3 separate regions of the Homo sapiens genome follow, and all the other regions are linked to region 2. Evidence: chromatin contacts called from ENCODE Hi-C or POLR2A ChIA-PET data. All regions are on one chromosome and are shown on one strand. Each heading gives the region's core, a stretch centred on a gene start or an enhancer-like site at or near the end of the contact. The rest is flanking DNA. Distances are from core to core; before and after follow the strand shown. Region 1 has its middle 44 kb from the start of DSC1. Region 2 overlaps B4GALT6 (beta-1,4-galactosyltransferase 6). Region 3 overlaps LOC105372049 (a long non-coding RNA gene).

What was found. Hi-C counts contacts between places; a loop is a spot of excess contacts on that map. ChIA-PET counts read pairs that join two places held with the same protein, here RNA polymerase II (POLR2A). Pooled maps may share reads with other maps.
Region 1: a pooled map shows a loop between it and region 2 (3-fold over the local background). The contact joins two enhancer-like sites. A Hi-C loop is called at or near these places in 2 of 50 pooled maps. POLR2A ChIA-PET finds 5 or more read pairs at or near these places in 2 of 52 experiments (HEK293 and activated T-cell).
Region 3: a pooled map shows a loop between it and region 2 (3-fold over the local background). The contact joins two enhancer-like sites. A Hi-C loop is called at or near these places in 7 of 37 single-sample maps with no recorded cell type and 3 of 50 pooled maps.

What each region holds. Positions count from the first base shown.
Region 1 is chr18:31,205,471-31,208,170 of GRCh38, reverse strand. No RefSeq gene overlaps it. Among named protein-coding and RNA genes, the nearest start is that of DSC1, 44 kb to the right of the region's middle. RefSeq lists a silencer at 1,322-1,371 and an enhancer at 845-2,044. Within about 2 kb of position 1,255, at least 13 of the 41 ENCODE cell types and tissues checked have a DNase peak (open chromatin) inside an H3K27ac peak, as active enhancers do.
Region 2 is chr18:31,657,717-31,660,416 of GRCh38, reverse strand. It overlaps B4GALT6 (beta-1,4-galactosyltransferase 6), which reads left to right. Exons shown (of 9, transcript NM_004775.5): 3 at 2,328-2,441. Among named protein-coding and RNA genes, the nearest start is that of B4GALT6, 26 kb to the left of the region's middle. RefSeq lists enhancers at 884-1,043, 1,544-1,673. Within about 2 kb of position 1,361, at least 8 of the 41 ENCODE cell types and tissues checked have a DNase peak (open chromatin) inside an H3K27ac peak, as active enhancers do.
Region 3 is chr18:31,242,596-31,245,385 of GRCh38, reverse strand. All of the region lies in intron 1 of LOC105372049 (a long non-coding RNA gene), which reads right to left. Among named protein-coding and RNA genes, the nearest start is that of DSG1, 74 kb to the left of the region's middle. Within about 2 kb of position 1,530, at least 6 of the 41 ENCODE cell types and tissues checked have a DNase peak (open chromatin) inside an H3K27ac peak, as active enhancers do.

The DNA.
Region 1 (2,700 bases), core at 6-2,505, 450 kb after region 2:
TTTTTTTTAAGTAGGAGAAAATATGAAGCCCTGTGAAGACTGGATTTAGAGGGAGAAACAAGACAGTATGACTGGTCAGATGGTTGCTGGATGGTTTAGGAGGAAGGTAATGAAGACCTTAACCAGGGTGGTTGCAGTGGGAAGGGAAGAAAATAGACAGAAAAAGTGTTATATAAACAGAATCTATAGAATTCTAGCAAAGAATTCTTTAAGGAGAGTGATGAATAAGGAGAAACCATGAATGGAAGTGTCAGTAACAATGGAGGGAAGAGTGGATGTGGTTGGAGCTGTCAGGAAGCATGGACAGGCTTTGTGTTTAGAGAGACTGAGTTTGAAATCTGTCTCTGGTACTTAATTCCATGTAACAAAAAAGCGTCTGAATTTCTTTTTGCCTTAATCTGTACATCTGTTTACTCTAAAAATGCCTACCTTCAAAGGGTTCTTATGGGATTGAGTAAGCTACTGCATGAAAAGCACCTGCCACACAGTGATTTCTAGACCAATAAATGGAAGTTATTATTATTATTGCGATTATTATGACTACCATAAAGAAATGAGTGCCATGCTAATTATTAACCAGTAATTGGCAATTGTCTGCACTCGAATGGATATCGTGCAGCATTTACATGAGGCATTGCCGCAAGACCTAAGGAGCTGACCTAACCGAGTGTCTAGCTGTCCCTTCGAGGAAGATTGTCATCAGAGTGCTCTGTCTATGAGGACAGACTTTCAAGAGGTTTACTCAATTAATCTGACATGCTTGTGATTTGAGGTAATTAGGAAAGAATTTATAAAATGAAAAAGGAGATGAAAGAAGACAGGCTGAGGAATCTAAGTGGGAGGTGTCTGTAGAGGAGTCAAGGAAGGCACGTTAATGAGAGGCTTCATGCAGGTAGAAGGAGGGGATTGAGGGTTGGGCAGAGAGATCCCAGGGAGCCTGAGCCAGTGCAGGAGTCAGGGTGTGGTGTGTGAGCTGTTAGCTGCAGAGTTGCAGTCACCATAAAAAGAGGGAGGTGCCTGGGAAGGGCCCGCAGCAGGAGGGTGGAGATGTGGGAGGGGCAGGATTGGGACGCAACAAATGGGAAATTGCTGGGCCTAGTCGGGCAGGGCTCACCCAATAAATCATTCACAGTAGCTGGAACTGGCTTGAGTGTTTTCTTTATATTGTGGCTCTATTAAAAGGGCACTGCTTCCTTTTTGTGTGGGCTTTAGTCACTGCATTACTCACCGAGACCGCTGGACGGCTTCAGGCCACTTGAGGAGCGAGTGACACCGGAGCAGTTGACTGTGTTTCGCTTGAGCAAGCACAAGCAAGGTTGCTCATCTCTGGAACACAGAAGATGGTATCGGAAATGGGACATACATAATATCAGGGTGGGACAGAATTATTACTTGAATTAATTATATTGCGAATATGTGTTGCTCATGTAATCATGTGCATGATACATATATAAGTATGTAGCTTTTTCTGATAAAAGTATGTTTTTATTAGGCATTTTAAATTAAAACCTATTGCAGTCTGTAGTTGGTGTGCCAAAAAGAGAAAGGAAGGGGGAAAAGGCATTAGAGCAAAAAGCTTGCATGGCGTTGGTCTGAGCTAGAACTGGGTTCAAATCTTGGCTAAGTGGCAAAGCTGTGGGGCTTCAGGGAAGTTACTTAACCTATTTAGGCCTTATTTTCCTCACCTGTAGGAAGTGAAAAGTAATACCTATCAAAGGGGGTGTTATAAGGATTAAACGAAATACGTAACATAGCCAGCACACAGTAGATACTTCCTACAGGAGAGCTGTTATTGCTTTTTAGGTTTTACGTGAGGTGCTTTCTCTTGTGCAGTTACCTCCCATATCTTTTCAAAGTCATAGAGGCGGAAGTATAATTCCAGTTTCACAGACAGAGGAAATGAGGCAACAGTGGTTATGTTATTTGCTGGGATCATACAGTTTATAGCTAGCAGAACTAACATTAAAGTCTTTTGACTTCCAAGCCCAGCCTTTCCACTTGTGCAAAGGCACAATGAGGTAGTAATCAAGGCCACCATTCAGCATTTCTTCAGTCTACTGCTTTGTTTTATAAAGCAATGTGTAAAAAGCACCACGTATTCTACCTTTATGAAATGGTGTGATGGAGGCTGGATTGAAGGCTTTCCTTTTGGCTTGAGAAACTTTTTTTGAATATTAGAGTAATTTTTTTAAATGTATTTTAATATTTATTTATTTGTTTGTTTTTAGATAGGGTGTCACTATGTTGTCTAGGCTGGTCTTGAACTCCTGGGCTCGAGCCATTCTCCAGCCTCAGACTTCTGAGCAGCTGTGATTACAGGCACGTGCCATTGTACCTGGTGAGACATGTTTTATAGTTCCTCTTAACCCTATAGCACTGACCTTCCAGGACAATTCCCCTGTTTCCCTTGCAGAGAGGAGAGTGTCTCCGGAGACAGGTAGATAATAGATGTGGCCAAAGATGTGCAATAGTGGGAGAAGACACAGGTGGGCAGAAGGTGATGAAACCTCTTTTGCTGAAGTCAATATTTGTTTGGAAAAAGAGACGTCGACAAAGGTGCTTTTCATTTTAACCTGTTACATGGCTGCAGTGACCATGTCCATGTATTCTAACAAAGAGTTCCAGCAGAGAAGAATGCCAGACAGTGTTAGGAAGCCTCTGCATATTCTAGTGGATGTCAGTGGTTTCTAAATGAACCTC
Region 2 (2,700 bases), core at 112-2,611:
AGTTTTGGTGGGAGTGACAGAAACCCAATTCATGCTTATTGCACTTGCTGCTACCACTAGCAAGGTAGGAGTCCCCATAGAGAGAGAAGCCCTTTTTTTAAAAACAAAAACAAAAAGAAAAAAACAAGAATTTTGGTATATATGTAGATATATATATTTAAAGAATCAGGCCAGGCATGGTGGCTCACGCCTGTAATCCCAGCACTTTGGGAGGTTGAGGTGGGAGGATTGCTTGAGCCGAGGAGTTGGAGACCAGCCTGGCAAGACCCTGTCTCTACAAAAAATACAAAATTAGCTGGGTGTGGTGGTGCATGATTGTAGTTCCAGCTATTAATAGTTGGGAGGCTGAGCTAGGAGGATCACTTGAGCCCAGGAAGTCAATGCTGCAGTGAGCTATTATCATGCCACTGCACTCCAGCCTATGTGACACAGCAAGATCCTGTCTCAAAAAAAAAAAAAAAAAAAAAGGAAAAGAATCAGAACTTTATTGGACTTCCTTACACTTGCTTTTGCTTGGTATCTTTAAATCTTTTAGACATATGGGGAATACATTGAGCATGGGCTACCAGTGTAGTGTCTGTGGTCTTGGGGTGTCACTGGGCATACAAAACAATTAATGTTCACTGAATTTCTCCTCCCCTTGTTATTTGGAAGATTTTCCTTGTCAGACACTTTCCAGCACTCGCCCAGGGAGAGTGGGGAGGATTGTCTCATTGGGGCTTTCCCACTTCCTGGTAGGATAGGCCTTAGCAGTTGTACCATCATTGATCTCTACTATGTTGGGGTTTTCTGGGAATGCATTTACCTTAACACCTTACTGATGCCCTGTGAAATTTGTAACTGGGGTTTCCAAGCACTTCTTTGGAATTGGACCTTCTCTTGTGGCTTCTGTTTCCTCCTTGATACCCAGCCTGGAACCTTTGCCCGTCCCAACACCCTCTGCTTAGCAGCCGTGGCAGGGCCTCTTTCATTCAGCAGTCTTGCAGGTGGCGTGAGTCTCTGCCCTGAAGTACTGTCCTGACTCCTAGGCAGCATCCCCACCAACTCCATTGTGACAATGACTGAATATTGATGTTAGGTAAAGGTGTGCAATGGAGGTGCTTAGTTTTCTTTGGCTCCTCTCACATACTTCCTATCTAATTCGCAGGATTCTCTCATTTCCCTATGGTCAGAGGGTTTAGCTTCTACATTGTCTCTCATTGGAGCAGATTACTCAACATTCAAAGAATATCTTCACATTTTCCTAAAGTGTCTGCTAGAGTTTCACTTTCTGTAGTACATTGTTTGTGATCCAGGAGACAGACGGTAGTTTAATGAGCTGTTTCCGTCTCTCATTTCACTCATTGCATGTTGATGTCATTCTCTTAGGCCAGCTTCCCTACATAGCAGGAAACCTGTGTGTCATGGTTTCTAGATTTGCGTCTCAGAACTTTGCTCCAGAAAGGGACTGAAATGTGATCTCTCTGGTTCCACATTCAAAAATCCTGAGCCTGTGACTGTCTCGTGGGTCAGGTGCTCATCTCTAATCGCTCATAGCTACAGTTATTAGCTATTTCTATGGGCCAGGGATTGTTCTCAGCACCTTACACATTTTGTCTTATTGAAGTTTAAAAATGACAGTATGAAGTAGGCATAGATGGCAAGCTACATCGTGTCCTGCCCTGTATCACACAGCTACAGTGTGTTGGAGCAAGGATTTGAACTCAGGCATTTGACTTTGGTGCCCTGTATGCAGTTTAATTTGCTGACTCTAAAGATAATGGACCTAATGTAATAATAGCTCCAGGGCTCCCCCGGGGCTGCAGCCCACAGGCTGGGAATGACTAACTTAAAGGTTTAGAATGAGCTGTATTACAAAAGTAAGTTGAGTGGGTAAATCTCAGTTTCTACAGTGTGAGGTGGTAAGAAAACATTACTCCCACCCCTCTGCTCTGTGGATGCTAGTAGCAGCACGCAGCGGTTTGGAACACCCCTGGCTGTGCCATAGTGGAGGGGATTCCCTGGTGTACTTTCACACTCCCTGTAGATCGGGCTCAGCCAGGGGAGGGACGGGAGCAGGTGTTCTCACATGGTTGCAAGTGGGACTGCCATGTCTGTGTGCAAGGATAAGGGTGTGCTGCTCTCTAGATGTCTCTTGGGAAATCATGCTGAGAGGTCTGTTCCCCGCAGCAGTTTGCTGTTCTCTAGTTCCTTAAAGATAATTGATTTTAAGTACTTCTGTAGATTGTATATTGTAGTTTTCTCCCAGTGATAGTGACGTATTTCATTCCAGGGAGAAAGCAAAAGGCCTTTTTTTTTTTTTTGTAACTCTTTTCTCTCTTTCCAAGATTATCCCGAAGGCAATAATTCAAGTGATTATCTTGTTCAAACAACAACGTATCTCCCGGAAAACTTCACATACTCACCATACCTCCCCTGTCCAGAAAAGCTGCCTTATATGCGTAAGTCGTCATCTAATTTTGACTTAACTGTTTACTTGTGTTACAATACAGTCATAAAAACCACATGATTTGAGTGCAGCAGGAGCAGGTCATGTGCACCTGGGTGCAAATGTTTATATTATGCAGCATGTTATTTGAACTTTTATTTATTTATTTATTTTTTGGCAAAGCGCATTTTGAAGGGGGATGATTGAAAAGCTGAAGAAAAATACAAAGGGGGAAAATGACAAATACCCATATTGTTCCCAACCAGTTTTAA
Region 3 (2,790 bases), core at 281-2,780, 420 kb after region 2:
AGCCAGTGTTTTGACTCCATTAACATAGACTTCTTTTTAAAAATGTGCAGTAGGTGAGCTCTTATTTTGACATTCATTCAAGCCCTTCCCGATTAGCCCATAGTTCATTTCACTTCAAACATTTCTTCTTTGTGTTTGCAGTTGAAATATTCTCTTAACAGCTCAGAAGGCTGCAGAAAATGCTATGCTTCATCAGGCAAAATGGATTAAAAAGGGAGTGTGCTCAACGCTGGCAGTGAAGGATGTCATTGTCTGACAAACTACACAGCAATTTGAGATTCAGCAGTTTCCTTTCCATTTAAGAAAGCTGCATTGTAAACAAGAAGCTAAATCATGAAGAGATGCAAGATTTGTCTAGGAAATTAAACGTATGTTAGAGACACTGACCAAGACTCGTTTTTGTTGGTGTAAAGGACTCTACTGTGAGATGGGCTGTTATTCAAAAGGTTCCACTTTCGAGTTGTTTTTCTCTGGGTACTACTGCCTCCCCAGCCTCTACAGACTCTAACCCTGCCAGGCAGATTGTTTATGGTGTTGGTCTTCGGGAGTGTGGTGCCTGGGCCTGTTTGTCAGTACCGATTCTTATTGCCCTCTATTTTTCTTCAGGTCTGACAGAATACTTCAGCAGCAGACTAGCCAAGAGCTGGTGCAGGACCACAAAGCTCAGGACACTAACTCCTTTCTCCATTGGGACGGCCTTCTCAGGAGGTTATTCTGATCACCCCTAGTTCCAGTTCTTTTCTATCATTGGGTCAGTTTCTGATGTGTTCAGATTCTGATAAATGTCCCAAGTGCAGCACACACAAAAAGACCAGGGGCTGCCAAGCATTCTAAATGTGCAGGTCTTTGAACCTTGGGGAGCATTTCAATATCCAAATTATTTCTTATTTGATCTTCACAAAACTTTCCCTGTGAGACGAATGTGATCCCCAGGTTACAGAGACAGCCAGATAAAGCACTGAACCCACATCTTCGGACTCCATTTTAGTGAAAACGGAGTTCTTTTTTTGTTTTGTTTTGCTTCTTTGTTTTCCAGGGTGACCTTAGGAAGTCACATTCCTCAAAGGCCAAAACAAACAGACAAAAAGCAAACCTACACAGAAAACAAATGCAGGAAGGAAAAGAGGAAAAAGGCCCTTTCTGATAAATGGCAAATTTAAAGTGCTGATAATAGGAAGATACATTTAAATTGAAAATACATTTGCCATAGCTTCTAGAAGCAATCTTGGAAAGCTTTCCTGTACCCTGAAAACACCTACTTTGCATGACCAATCTCCTCCATGTGGGGAGAGTACGCAGAAGTCATTTGCCAAGGAAGCTGCTGCACCTCACCACTGTGGAGGAAGCATGACCTTTACTATTTCTGCCGTATGATTGGGTGACTACAGTACTGCTCCTAGCATGAAAGCTGGCTCTGTTTTATGGGATTCCCACTGTCCTGCCCTACTTGGGCCGGCGTACAGTGTTAAAGATAACAAATGACCCCATCTGCTGTTTCTGACCATGCTGTATGTGTCAAGTTTAAGTAAGGAAGTCTTACCTCGTGTCCTGTCTGGGCAAGCACAATGACCCGTCTGTAGTACGCGTACCTCCCTGAGATCAAAGACCAAGTCCAGTTTCCAATTTGCTAGACTCCATTGGAAGGTTATTTATCTCAATCCATGAGTTTTAACACTTCGGGCTTTTCAAATGAATTCAAGTTAGAAGGTATTTTAGAAGTCAAATCAGTCTAAGAGCTTATCGGCTAAGGACAGTATGAAAATCAGGAAACCTTTGAGTGGTTTTCAAAATGAATTTCTTACAGTCTCACACTTAGAGACAACTAAAATATAAATTATTTATATGTAAATTGTTCATTCCCCTAGCAGTACCAGTGTTTTCAAGGGAACTGTTGTGAAGACACTAGAGCTTTCAGGGTTCTGGTTTACATCCCTGTAAAATCTGTAGAGCATTGAAAACCTGTTATTTGTAAAACACTCCACAGTTGATTCTGATAATCAAGTCCTCTTTTCAAGAAAGTCTGTTGATTTCTATTTAGAGAAAAAGGAGAAATTAAAAATAAAGCCAACAAACAGCCAGGACCGTCTTAGGGGATTTAACTCTTTATCTCTTTCCCCTGTTGTATGGTCTGCACAGCAGTTAATACTTTCTGAAATCACCTTGCTTTTTACTTGTTCCTTCCCACCCCCTCACCCATTGTATACACTCCATGAAAGCAGAAACATTGTCTCTTTTACTTTGCGCTAAAGTTTGTTGAATGAAAAAAAAAAAAAGACTTCAGAAAGCACCTCTATCCAGCATAGCTTTCATACCTTAAAAGACATAAATCCCTGTACATTTAAGTGATTTACAAATTTTCCAAAACCACAATAAATGAATGAATCAGGATAAGAACCTGGGTCTCTGTGCAGCTCAAGTGTTTGTTATTGTGTGCTAGTTAGTTTCAGGTGGTCACCTGCTCAAGTCCATTTGTCTAGATAGTATTAATTGATTGCCAATAAGTCAGGCACCTCATTAGGTGTTGTGATAAATACAAAAAGTACAATAACACTCTTCTTGCCTCAAAGAATTTATTATCTAGTAAGTACAATAAAACCTGTCCACTGAAACTACTCCCCCAAATCATTCCTCCTCCTACGTGAATAAAATCACTGAATCTTTGGCATGTTCACCAAAGACACAGCAATTAGGCACTCATATTTTGGCAAAGAGTCAAGTGTATTGTACAGTCTATAAAAATCCACTACCAAATTAATTCACCTGTGTGCCCTTTACCCAAGATATTGGTAC